3 separate regions of the Homo sapiens genome follow, and all the other regions are linked to region 3. Evidence: chromatin contacts called from ENCODE Hi-C or POLR2A ChIA-PET data. All regions are on one chromosome and are shown on one strand. Each heading gives the region's core, a stretch centred on a gene start or an enhancer-like site at or near the end of the contact. The rest is flanking DNA. Distances are from core to core; before and after follow the strand shown.

Region 1 (4,553 bases), core at 1,536-4,035, 110 kb after region 3:
AAGTCAGAATTTTTCTCTCTAGTACTAATAAAGAGAACACATGGAAGGTTACAACATCAGCTTAATCCTAAGGCTGGCTTCAGTGGGGGCTATGAGAAGGCTGATGCATTGAATGCCTTCCATTTCTTTCTTTTTCTCACCTTCTCCAACCTCCTCTGTGCCCTGCTCAGACAAACAGCACCTCCTTCCCACTTCCCACCTCTCCTCTGCACTTGGTAGGGTCAGATTTATAAGCAGAAGCAGACCTTGTCACCTTTTCTTTTCTTTCTTTTTCTTTCCTTTCTTCCTTCCTCCCTCCCTCTCCCCCGCTTTCTTTCCTTCCTTCCTTCCCTCCTTCCTTTCTTTCTTTTATTTTCTTTCTTTCTTCTTTCTTTCTTTCTTTCTTTCCTTCTTTCTTTCTTTCTTTTTTTCTTTCTTTCTTTCTTTCCTTTCTTTCCTTTCTTTCTTTCTTTCTTTCTTTCTTTCTTTCTTTCCTTCTTTCTTTCTTTCTTTTTTTCTTTCTTTCTTTCTTTCCTTTCTTTCCTTTCTTTCTTTCTTTCTTTCTTTCTTTCTTTCTTTCTTTCTTTCTTTCTTTCTTTCTTTCTTTCTTTCTTTCTTTCTTTCTTTCTTTCTTTCTTTCTTTCTTTCTTTCTTTCCTTCTTTCCAGGGTCTCTCTGTGTTGCACAGGCCGCAGTGCAGTGGCGCAATCTCAGTTCATTGCAAGCTTCGCCTCACAGGTTCAAGTGATTCTCGTGCCTCAGTCTCCTGAGTAGCTGGGATTACAGGCATGCACCACCACTTCTGGCTCGTTTTTGTATTTTTAGTAGAGATGGGGTTTCAACATGTTGGCCAGACTGGTCTTGACTTTCTGGCCTCAAGTGACCCGCCCGCCTCAGACTCCCAAAGTGCTGGGATTACAGGCATGAGCTGCTGTGCCTGGCCTCTTGTCACCTTTTCTGATTTTTCCTTGGTGGCTCTCTAAGGAGAAGGCCCCAAATGGACTCAAGAGCAGAAAAGACAACCGATTCTAGGGCCACATAGAGACGCTTTAGACAATTAAAACTCCTGGATTGAAGAGTGTTGACACAGAGACACAGATTCCAGCTGCACTGCCCCGCCTCAGCCTTGGGAAATTCTCTGGATGATTATATAGGATTGAGCTGCTCCTTCTGGGGGATCACAGAAAATCCAGATGCAGGTGCATTCAGGCCCAAACTTGTGAGAGAGGCAAATGGTGGCCACCCTCCCCAGGCACTTTAGCCGCTTCTCACTGAGCTTGCCCCAACTTGGCCATGCCGCTGTCTCACGATCCCTCTCCACTCTGCCACTGTCATCCCCCTTGCCCCTCATTTTTCCACACCCATCCTCTCTCATGAAGCTTTTCACATTCTTCCTTCAAAAGCTATTGCTTGTTGTGTGATGTGAGTGAAAATAACTTCTACCACCACAACTCAGTCCTGCAGGCTTTTTGTCACTTACTGAAGCAATTAAAGGCTAATAGCACTTGTTTGTGTTTCCAGAGCAGAGCATAGAAGTGCATATCTGTAGTCCCTAAAGTCAGCTCATGCAGGACAGAGTATTCTGGACACACAGCACGAATCGGAAGAGCTGTGGAATCAGTTTGGGAAAATGTTGAATTGCATATAAGAGGAGGAGATTTAACATCTGCGCATGTTTTCTCTAGTACTATCTGTCTATCTGTCTATCTATCTATCTATCTATCTATCTATCTATCTATCTATCATCTATCTACCTACTTACTTATCTACCTACCTACCTACCTACCTACTTATCTACTTACCTATAAATGAATAATAGCTGCTGGTGGGTAACTGTGGCTCTTTGTTTTCATGTAAAGAGCATATTTCAGAGAAGTGGACTTGTTTCACTTTTTTTTTTTTTTTTTTTTTTTTTTTTTAGGTCCTAAATGTAGCTTCTAGGAGACTTAGTTTAGGGGAAGTAAAGAAAATGATGTTAACTGTGGATCACTGGGCCCTCAGGGCAGATGCCCACCCATCTGGATACCGGAGATAGCACCTGCTCCTAGTTTCATGGCCGATTTTGCCTGCGTCTGCTTCACTGGTTGTACCCATGGGTGGTGACTTCTTCAGAAAGTGATCTCATAACCTGTTTGCACATTGTTTTGGAAGTAAACGTTGCCAGAGATTAAAGTATTAAATGTAATCTTACTTACCCTTCTAGAGGACATTGCGGCAAAAATATTCTTCCAAAGGGATGCCTGATATTACAGATGGATCCAGGTTTTGTAGGGCCTATGTTTATGCAATTTTGTAGAACTTCTTTAATAAAAAGTATATAAAAAGTTGATTTCATAGAAGTAAAAAGTAGTATAGAAGATACCTGAGGCTGGGAAGGGTAAGAGGAAGGAGGATGATGAGAGATTTTTGAAAGGATACAAAGTTACAGCTAGATAGGAGAAACAAGTTCCAGTGTTTTATTTCACTGTAGGATGACTATAATTAGTAATAATATGTAGTGTCAAATGGCTAGGAGGATATCAAATGTTCTCAACACAAAAAATAATAAACGTTTGAGATCTGATCACTAAACATTACATGTACAGCACTATGTACCCCATAAATGTGTACAATCATTATACATCAATTAAGAAATAAAAGAAAAAAGAAAAAGTATTGATACGGTTTGATTCTGTGTCCCCATCTAAATTTCATCTTGAACTGTAGTCCCCTTGTGTCAGGGTAGGGACTTCCTGGGAGGTGACTGGATCATGGGGGCGGTTTCCCACACGCTGGTCTCATGATAGTGAGTGAGTTCTCATGAGATCTGGTGGTTTAAAAATGTTTGGCAGTTGTCGCTTTGCTCTTTTTCTCTCCTGCCACCATGTAAGACGGCCTCACTTCCCCTTTGCCTTTCACCATGACTGTAAATTTCCTGATGCCTCCCCAGCCACGTGGAACTGTGAGTCAATTAAACCACTTTCCTTTATAAATGACCCAGCCTCAGGCAGTTTTTTATTGCAGTGTGAAAATGGACTAAGATAAGTATATAAAAGTCGTTATAAAAGTAAACATTTATTTAGAGTTAGAAAAGAAATCTCAACATATTACAATTTAAAAATATGACAAATACTACAAACATCACAAAATCCAGAAAAACCGTAATATTTATTATTAACTAACGGCTTGATTCACCTCTACAATACTTTCTTACTTACATATTTTGGCAGCATACTTTGATTTTTCTGTTAACGTGTTGGCTTTAAAAAATCATTTTCCATGAAGAAAATAGAAATGTAATTCAATCTTATAGTACGCTTGACTTATATTTATTATTTATTGTTGATAATTGGAAAGAATAAAATATTCAACTCACAGAGATATATATTTTGTTTGTAGTATTGCTAAAGGTTTGTGCTCCACAAAAGAAGAAATTCTGATAACTTCTATTTTACGTGATAACCATTAAGCAAAGAAAAGCAAATGGCCAGGTACAGTGGCTCATACCTGTAATCCCAGTACTTTAGGAGGCGAAGGCAGGAGGATAGCTTGAGCCTAGGAGTATAGCTTGAGCCCAGGAGTTCGAGATCAATCTGGGCAACATAGTGAAACCTCATCTCTATTAAAAAAATACAAAACTTAGATGGGTTTGGTGGTATGTGCCTATGGTCCCAGCTACTCAGGAGGCTGAGGTGGGAGAATTGCCTGGGCCCAGGAAGTTGAGGGAGCAGTGAGCTGAGATCATGCCACTGCACTCCAGCCTAGGTAACAGAGTGAAACCCCATCTCAGAAATAAATAAATAAGAAAAGCAAAGAAATATGTTTCAGTTATTAAATATATGTCATTATCAAGTATGTTCCTAAGAAGAGAGAATTTCCAATTAGACTAGACATCATGAGAACGGGATCTTCCGCTTAATCTTTTTTTTTTTTTTTTTCTTTGAGCTAGGGTTTCTCTCTGTTGTCCAGGCTGGAGTGCAGTGGTGTGATAATAGCTCACTGCAGCCTCAACTTCCCAGGCTCAAGCAATCTTCTCACCTCAACCTCCTGAGTAGCAGGGCCTATAAGGCAGGCACCACTAGACCTGGCTAATTTTTGTATTTTTCTGTAGAGACAGGGCCTCACCTTGTTGCACCACCTGGTCTCAAACTCCTGGGCTCAAATGATCTGCCTGGCTCGGTCTCCCAAAGTGTTGGGATTACGAGCGTGATAGTCAGTAGTCCCTACAGTCAGCTCATGCAGGACACTGTGAGCCACTGTGCCCCGCCTAAAATTTTAAACATCTGATAATCGGGAGAAATTTTCCATGGACTAGCCCTGGCTCCATATGTCTCAAACCTTGTGTGTCCTCCGTGGTTGGTAACCTTGTGGTGCCAAGCACTACTAGGAACATTCGCAGTGAGGCAGCCTCTGGCCCAGCACTTTCATGTCTCAGTGCTGGCTGGGTGGGCCCAGTGGATAGTCAGAGCCTGCCTAGGAGCCACTCCTACACTAGGACAACTGGCATTAACCACGTGGAAGTGATCATGAACTATAGAAACATATACCAGTAAAACCAAATAAATGTGTCCTCAACTAAACTTCCCTTCAGCCGCA
Region 2 (4,043 bases), core at 1,442-3,941, 72 kb before region 3:
GAAGTGACCAGCGCCTGGAGTTTGGCTCCTGGCTGAATCCACATGGGCTCTTTGGTTCTTTCTTTCTTTCCCTGGAATAAGGATTCAAGGAGAATTTCTCCAATAGGATATATGCCATGGGAGTATGATTGAGGAGGGGCAAAAACGTGATATAATAAGAACAGCAAAATAACAGTATGCAATTTTAAAATATTTTATTATAGAAAGCTTAAAGCATACACAACAGTAAACTGTATAATAAACCTCTATGTACCTATCAACCAACTTTAACAATTATCAATATTTTGCTAATCTTATTTTTACCTATCTTGCCTTACTTTTTGGCTGGAATATTTTAAATCAAGTCTCAGACATCATAACAATTATCTGTAAGTTATTAAAAAAAATTTTTTTTTTTGTAGAGACGGGGTCTCACTTGTTTTCCCAGGCTGGTTTCAAACTCCCAGCTTCAAGCAATCCTCCCACCTCGGCCTCCTAAAGTGCTAAGATTAGGTGTTAGCCACCACTCAAGGTTTATAATTTCTTCAGAATGTGTTTCTGACAACTTTTTTTTGCCTAACCACCATGCCATTATCACAACTAACAATTTCAACAATAATTATGTTTATTAAAATTAAGGCTCACGCCTGTAATCTCAGCAATTTGGGAGGCCGAGGCAGGCGGATCAACTGAGGTCAGGCGTTCGAGACCAGCCTAGCCAGCATGGTGAAACCCCGTCTCTACTAAATATACAAAAATTAGCTGGGTGTGGTGGCGCATGCCTATAATCCCAGCTACTCAGGAGGCTGAGGCAGGAGAATCCCTTGAACCTGGGAGGCGGATGTTGCAGTGAGTCACCGTACTCTAGCCTGGGTGACAGAGGGATACGCTGTCTCAAAAAAAAAAAAAATTAATGAAAGTAATTAAAGTTTAGTTATTTAATAAATGACAGCATGTACATTCTGAAAAACAGAATATGTGCAGTATTCTGCAGACAGAATAATTTGAATAAAATTTGAATTTAAAAGATACCATTTCAAACTGTAAGCCCCCTAAAAATCAGTGGACCTTGGCTTCACTTGTTTAAATCCTCATGGCTTCTAGAAGTTTTGGGTGGGGGGACATCTTTAAAAATTATTTTTCTAACAGAAGTCTTACTATTTTTCAACTTATTTTCTATGAGTCCTAGGAGGTAGAAAGAGATTTTTCTTGTCTGATAGACTTGAAAGTATTGGGTTAGGTAAGTGGAAGAAAGATCATATTTAGAAGGTAACCGTTGAATGTTTAATCACTATTGTTTTGACATCTAGAAGTATTGTCATAGGTTACAATTTAAACATCAGAAGATGGGGGTGTATGAGAATATCACATTTAGGGAGATGTCAGTTGTCCAGAAGTTTTGCAGAGAATCTGGAAAATAAACATGAGAGTAAGTTTTCTTTCTTTCTTTCTTTTTTTTTTTTTGAGAGAGCTTTGTTGCCCAGGCTGGAGTACAGTGGCTGGCTGACTACAACCTCCGCCTCCTGGGTTCAAGCAATTCTCGTGCCTCAGCCTCCTGAGTAGCTGGGATTATAGGCGCCTGCCACCATGCCTGGCTAATTTTTGTATGTTTAGTAGAGACAGGGTTTCACCATGTTGGCCAGGCTGGTCTCGAACACCTGACCTCAAGAGATCTGCTCACCTCAGCCTCCTAAAGTGCTGGGATTACAGGCATGAGCCACGGCGCCTGGCCGAGAGTAAGTTATTAATAGTTCTACTGATGTCAGAAATAAGATGTAGTCTGAATTCCATGAATTGTTTCCAGTTAATGGAAAGTTGAATTGTGGTGGAATTGGTAGGGAAAAAAAGCAGTTATGGTCCTCTGTCTCCATTCTAGTTCATCCTTATTTAAAGAATATTACTCCAGGCAGTGAGCACATGCGCGCGGTGGCTCATGCCTGTAATCCCAGCACTGTGGGAGGCCGAGGTGGGCGGATCACCTGAGGTCAGGAGTTCCAGACCAGCCTGGCCAAAATGGCAAAACCCCGTCTCTACTAAAAATATAAAAATTAGGCCAGGCGTGGTGGCTCACGCCTGTAATCCCAGCACTTTGGGAGGCTGAGGCAGGTGGATCACCTGAGGCTGGGAGTTCGAGACCAGCCTGACCAACATGGAGAAACTACGTCTCTACTAAAAATACAAAATTAGCCAGGCGTGGTGGTGCATGTCTGTAATCCCAGCTACTTGGGAGGATGAGGCAGGAGAATCGCTTGAACCCAGGAGGCGGAGGTTGCAGTGAGTTGAGATCGCGCCACTGCACTCTAGCCTGGGTGACAGAGCAAGACTCCATCTCTAAAAACAAAAAAAGAACATTTCTTCAACAAAATAAATATATTCACGTATGCATAAATTTTTTAAAACTTTTTTTCTTTTTATAAAAAAATCAGTTTTCTCAGGTTGAAATGTTAAAATCACCTCTGATGAAGATAGAGAACTAAAATATAAAATATGGGTTTGTCTCTGATTCCTTTTTGGTTTATAATAATTTGCATATGGCTTTCCATGGATCACTTTAGCAGTTTGTGCTAAAGTCATTAGTTCTTCCTAAGATACAAAAGAAATTCTCAAAATGCTTGTTTCCTATTAGGCAGGGAAGTTGTTTTTCTCATCTCTCAAGTTGCATGACCAAAAGTAGCAAAAATACTTTATCTCTAGGGAAGTGAAAGCTTGCTTCTCAAATTGCTTTAGTGAGGCTTTAGGAAATGGCCCCTGGCTGGTATCATAGGATATAATACCGTCTTGCAAATAGTAATTTTGAATTCAGTTCTTTGTATCTATGAGATAAAAGAGTCTTCTTCCATTGACTGTCTTAGATGGGCTTATCACATTCAACAGTATTTACTGAGCATTTGTTTTAAGAAACTACTACCCTAGTTGCTAACTCATTGCTCCCTAGACATTGTATTTGGATTGAGGAGCAGAACATAGACATCAACAAAACAGATCTGGAACCCGATATCATGTACCTCTAAATGTGAAGTATGCGGTAGAGCTAATGTTTTGTCAGAGTTTAAAGAAGGAAGCAATAATATGGGCAAAGTTGTTGAGCAAGGCTTCAGGGAGGAAGTAGAACCTGAACAGGCTTTTAAAAACACTGGCACCATTTGGATTGGTGAGGAGGCGGTAGAAGGGTGTCCTCTCTGGGTGGGACAGCACAAACAAAGGTGTGGGAACAAAACTCAACAAGGCACATTTGGGCAACACTTGGTTGAGCAATTCCATGGGAGTGCAAGACTCATGGGCGAAATCATTGGAAGCCACATGGTGGAAGGCTTTAAATGTCAATGTGTTCTTCATGCCATGGAAATTCAGAAGGCTTGGCAGTTTGCAGGAAAGACCAGAATTGAAGAATACAGGAGCTGAGGGGATCAGGGGACTGCTATAACAACAGGGAGTTGACAGAGCACGAACTCACATGGGAGCTCTGAAAGTGAAAAGGCAGGGATGGGTGTGGAGGGCAGCTAGAAGAATGCTTTGCAAGACTTGAAGAATGACTGAAAACTAGGGAAGATGGGGGAATCCAAAACATTTCATGGCTTTGGAATTTGGTGACCAGGCAGATGGTCATAGAGGGTCAAAGCTGTCCACGAGCTCCAGCAACAGGAGGAAGCACAGCATTCTGTGCTCAGACTAGTGTGGCAGGCCTGCAGAATGCGTGTGGGCCCTTGTTCCTGTGCTTGGCTGAGGGCTTCCTGAGAGCAGTTGCTCCATCTCTGACCCACCGGACCACTACTGCCTTTGGATCCTGGGTGGTGGGCTTCACTCACACAGTCGAATGGGTTTCTCATGCCTTTGTCCCTGGGCTACAGTCCTCCACTTCACACCACACCGGTCAAGATGGAATGTGGCCACATTATCTCACTACAGCAAACATGCCCATAGTTTGCAAATTTGGTACATCAACCGCCACGCTCATAAAGATGATGGTTTGGACCAGGATAGCAGGAGTCTGGTCAAGAGATTAATGCAGGGTCAGAGATCAGGAGTCTTATCATCTTGATCTCTGCAAGCTAATGATTTATCCT
Region 3 (4,151 bases), core at 1,043-3,542:
AATCCCAACACTTTAGGAGGCCTGTCTCTACAAAAAATAAAATAATTAGCTGGGCATGGTGGTGCACACCTGTAGTCCCAACTGCTTGGGAGGCTGAGGTAGGAGGACCTCCTGAGCCTGGGAGATTAAGGCTGCAGTAAGCCGTGATTGCCACTGCACTCCAGCGTGGGTGACAGAGCACAGAGCAAGACCTTGTCTAAAAACAAAATACAATATTTTTTTTTTTTTTTTTTTTTGAGACGGAGTCTCGCTGAGTGCAGTGGCGCGATCTCGGCTCACTGCAAGCTCCGCCTCCCGGGTTCAAGCCATTCTCCTGCCTCAGCCTCCAGATTAGCTGGGACTACAGGCTGGGACACGATGCCCGGCTAATTTTTTTGTATTTTTTAGTAGAGACGGGGCTTCCCCGTGTTAGCCAGGATGGTCTCAATCTCCTGACCTTGTGATCCGCCCGCCTCAGCCTCCCAAAGTGCTGAGATTACAGGCGTGAGCCACTGTGCCTGGCCTAAAAACACAAATTTTTAAAAAAGAGTATATTTAGTTATCTGGTTATAGGTTATAGAAGTATAATTATTAATTTTGTTAGACATTATTTTGTGTGTAGAAAAAGACAAGGACTAGGGCTTTTTATTTTTTAAGGAATATAGTGATTTAGGTAAAGAGAGGTTGGGGGCATTTGGGAGTTGTATGTCTTATTTTGTTTTGTCTCTACAGTATTTTCTTGGAGAAGTCTTTTTTTGTTTTGTTTTTTGAGACGGAGTGTCACAGTGGTACCATCTTGGCTCACTGCTACCCCCACCTTCTGGGTTCAAGCAATTTTCTAGCCTCAGCCTCCCAAGTAGCTGGGACTTCAGGCACATGTCACCATGCCCAGCTAATTTTTGTGTTTTTGGTAGAGATGGGGTTTCACCATGTTGGCCAGACTGGTCTCAAATTTGTGACCTCAAATGATCCACCTGCCTCGGGCTCCCAGATAGCTGGGATTACAGGCATGAGCCACCACTCCCAGCCTTGGAGAATTATATGTTATAGAGTCAGGAGTTTTGTAAAATTATGTTGGCAAGTAGAAATGAATAAATATAATTTTTTTATGTTTGTTATTTTGTCCTATAAATTTTTTTGTTATAAATTAATTGTCTGGTTGTATTTATAAGATTAATGATTGTTTATATAGATAAGAAGGCTTTTTTTTTTTTTTTAAGGAAGATTGGTAATTTTGAGTTGTAGGAGTAAGGAATGAGTATTGGGCCTAGTGTGTATATTTGTCTATTTATTGGAAAATACGTTTTGGATTGTATTTATTTTTTATTTACTGTGATTTGGTTTTTTATATTTAATATAATATTTTAATAAGACTACTATAAGGATAGTATAGGTTGTGTATAATAGTATATATTTAATAGTATTAAAGTGAGTTGTAGATTGGAAAATGTGATAATGACTTAATAAAGTTAGAATATCAATTTGTACATTTTAAGATGAATTGTGTGTTTTTGTATTTACATGTATTAGAGTTTTTTTATGGAAAGTAATTTTGTACTATGCAAGAGACATAGGGGACCCTGTGCTCTATTTTGTTTTGTTGTTAAAGTATCTTTTGGAGAGCTGTATGTTGTCACAGAGTCAGGAGCTTTGTGAAGTTACTTTGTTGGCAAGCAGAAATGAGTAAACATAGCTTTTCATGTTTGTTATTTTGTCTTACACAAAGATGCCATCTCCTTACCTAACCTAAGATGTGACTCTAATAGATAAAATGATAAGGAACATAAACTAAGACAAGAGATCTCTTGGGATGTCTTCAGATCATGAGGGCTAAACATGACTCAGACCGGAAGGTTAGTGTTTACCAAGACCCTTCTTACAGCTGGGGAAAATGAAGGCAAATTAAGTTTAGCCTAAGCTAAAACAGGAGCAACTTGGTTATGGTAAAAAGAGATATTGCCCTATGGGAAGGGCTACTACAAGAATTCTTTCCATACTTAAACTTCAGTAGCAATCTGACAAGTTTTTAAGTGGAGTCTGAATGTAAAACATTCAGAGAGAACCCTTGGTCAGTAGCAGGATAGAGGTTGCAATAAACACAGAGAACTAGTGGCATTTCAAGGAACAGTGAGGAGACAGGTCTGGTTGAAGCAGAAGCTCTTTTGTGAGATCAGTAGAAAATACGCCTGGAGAAAAAGCCTGTTTAAAACTAAACATCTTTTCCAAGGGTAAAACATAAAATCCTTGAAATTAGGCTTTCTAATGGGCAAAGAGATGTCTTCAACCATTTTATGATGAGAAATACATTGGTTCATCCTCAGAGGTCTCTGAACAAAAAGGGGAACACATGTGAAGGTAGTCATGAGGGAGCCTCTGTGAATCATAAGGAGAACTGATTGCAAAACCAGAAGCCAGCAGAAACAAAACAATTCATAAAATTACAGAGGCGGTATTCGGAAGTTCTAAATACTTTTTTTTCCATCTCAGAAATGCTTGGTATCCTAATAATATTTTCTTTGTGATACGTTTTCTATACTCTTAGTAATTTTCCCTGGTCTTGATCTCATCATTAAAGAGGATGAAACCAACACCAGGAAATGTCCATAAGCAGGAAACCACATTTTTATTCCATCACTCATAAAGCATCATTCATAATAATCAGTGTCAGTTTAGCTATAGCAACAGATGCTAACATACACATAGTAAGAGCCTACAAAGGCTCTTTTAAATGTCAGTTTAATTTAAACCTTAACCTCAGATTTTTTCCACAGATACAGTGAGAAACCACAAAGATCCTCCTGTCCTAATGCTCCCTCCATACTCTGCAATAAAAGTTCTTGTTTTGGAAATAGAGAAACCTGTCTGAATCAGCAGTCTTGGCTTGCTGTGTCCTCCATGACCACACCACATGTTCCATACCTTTAGCCTTCATAGGGGCTGGAAAAAACTCTGTCTCCCTTGTCTACCCATTTTCACTGTGGAGTTCGGCTGCACATTTCAGGTGGAAAGGAGGTAGTGTACTAAAATTGCAAAGTATTTCTTTTAATTGGCAATGAATTTAAACAATATTCATTGATTCTTCCACTATGAACAAGCTAGTGTTCCCTGGGGGATAAACAGATGAATAATTGGATAAGCCTTTACTACTCAGGAAGTGTATAGTCTAGAGGAGTGCAGTCCAATAGGAATAGAATATAAACCACAGACACAATGTAAATGTTCTAATGGACACATTAAGTGAAGTAAAAAGAAACATGAAATTAATTTCAAACATATACTTTATTTAACTCAATGTACCCCCAACATTATCATTCTAAATTGTACTTAATATAAAATTATTAATGAAATATTTTATATTCTCTTTTTTTTTCCATACTGTGTTTAAAATCTGGTATGTATTTTACATCTAAAGTACATCTCGATTCAGACTAGCCACAATTCAGGTGCTCAATAGTCACATGTAGCTGGTGGCTACCACATCAGACCCTATAGGTCTCATATGTAGCAGAGAAAAAGACATACAGAGGCTGAGGCGAGCGGATCACTTGAGCACAGGAGTTCAAGACCAGCCTGGGCGACACAGTGAGACCTCTGTCTCTACAAAAAATAAAAAAGTAGCTATGTGGCCTGGTGCAGTGGTTCATGCTTGTAATCCCAGCACTTTGGGAGGCTGAGGCGGGTGGATCACATGAGATCAAGAGTTCAAGACCAGCCTTACCAACATGGTGAAACCCCATCTCTACTAAAAAAATACAAAAATTAGCTGGGCGTGGTGGCAGGCACTTGTAATCCCACTACTCAGGAGGCTGAGGCAGGAGGATTGTTTGAACCCGTGAGGGGGAGGTTACAGTGAGCCGAGACCACGCCATTGCACTCCAGCCTGGGCAACAAGAGCAAAGCTCCTTCTCAAAAAAAAAAAAAAAAAAAAAAAATTAGCTATGCATGTTGGCATACATCTGTAGTCCTAGCTACTCAGGAGGCTGAGGTGGGAGGATTGTTTGAGCGCAGGAGTTCGAGGCTGCACTGAGCTATGATCTTGCCACTACACTCCAGCCTGAGTGACACAGCAAGACCCTGCCTCTAAAAAAAAAAGAAAAGAAAAGAAAAGAAAAGAAAAAGACTTGTTGGAGCCTACTCCCACTCTGTGGAGTGTACTTTTGTTTCAATAAATC

What was found. Hi-C counts contacts between places; a loop is a spot of excess contacts on that map. ChIA-PET counts read pairs that join two places held with the same protein, here RNA polymerase II (POLR2A). Pooled maps may share reads with other maps.
Region 1: a pooled map shows a loop between it and region 3 (6-fold over the local background). The contact joins two enhancer-like sites. A Hi-C loop is called at or near these places in 7 of 50 pooled maps. POLR2A ChIA-PET finds 5 or more read pairs at or near these places in 4 of 52 experiments (CD4-positive, alpha-beta T cell, Panc1, T-cell and 1 more).
Region 2: a loop to region 3 is called in a pooled map, with 1.9 times the contacts of the local background. The contact joins two enhancer-like sites. A Hi-C loop is called at or near these places in 1 of 50 pooled maps. POLR2A ChIA-PET finds 5 or more read pairs at or near these places in 4 of 52 experiments (H1, T-cell, WTC11 and 1 more).

Annotation. Positions count from the first base shown.
Region 1 is chr6:134,395,811-134,400,363 of GRCh38, forward strand. No RefSeq gene overlaps it. Among named protein-coding and RNA genes, the nearest start is that of LINC01010, 40 kb to the right of the region's middle. Within about 2 kb of position 2,786, at least 2 of the 41 ENCODE cell types and tissues checked have a DNase peak (open chromatin) inside an H3K27ac peak, as active enhancers do.
Region 2 is chr6:134,213,705-134,217,747 of GRCh38, forward strand. All of the region lies in intron 2 of SGK1 (serum/glucocorticoid regulated kinase 1), which reads right to left. Among named protein-coding and RNA genes, the nearest start is that of SGK1, 100 kb to the right of the region's middle. Within about 2 kb of position 2,692, at least 3 of the 41 ENCODE cell types and tissues checked have a DNase peak (open chromatin) inside an H3K27ac peak, as active enhancers do.
Region 3 is chr6:134,286,264-134,290,414 of GRCh38, forward strand. The region is part of intron 1 of SGK1 (serum/glucocorticoid regulated kinase 1); the gene reads right to left. Among named protein-coding and RNA genes, the nearest start is that of SGK1, 30 kb to the right of the region's middle. Within about 2 kb of position 2,293, at least 8 of the 41 ENCODE cell types and tissues checked have a DNase peak (open chromatin) inside an H3K27ac peak, as active enhancers do.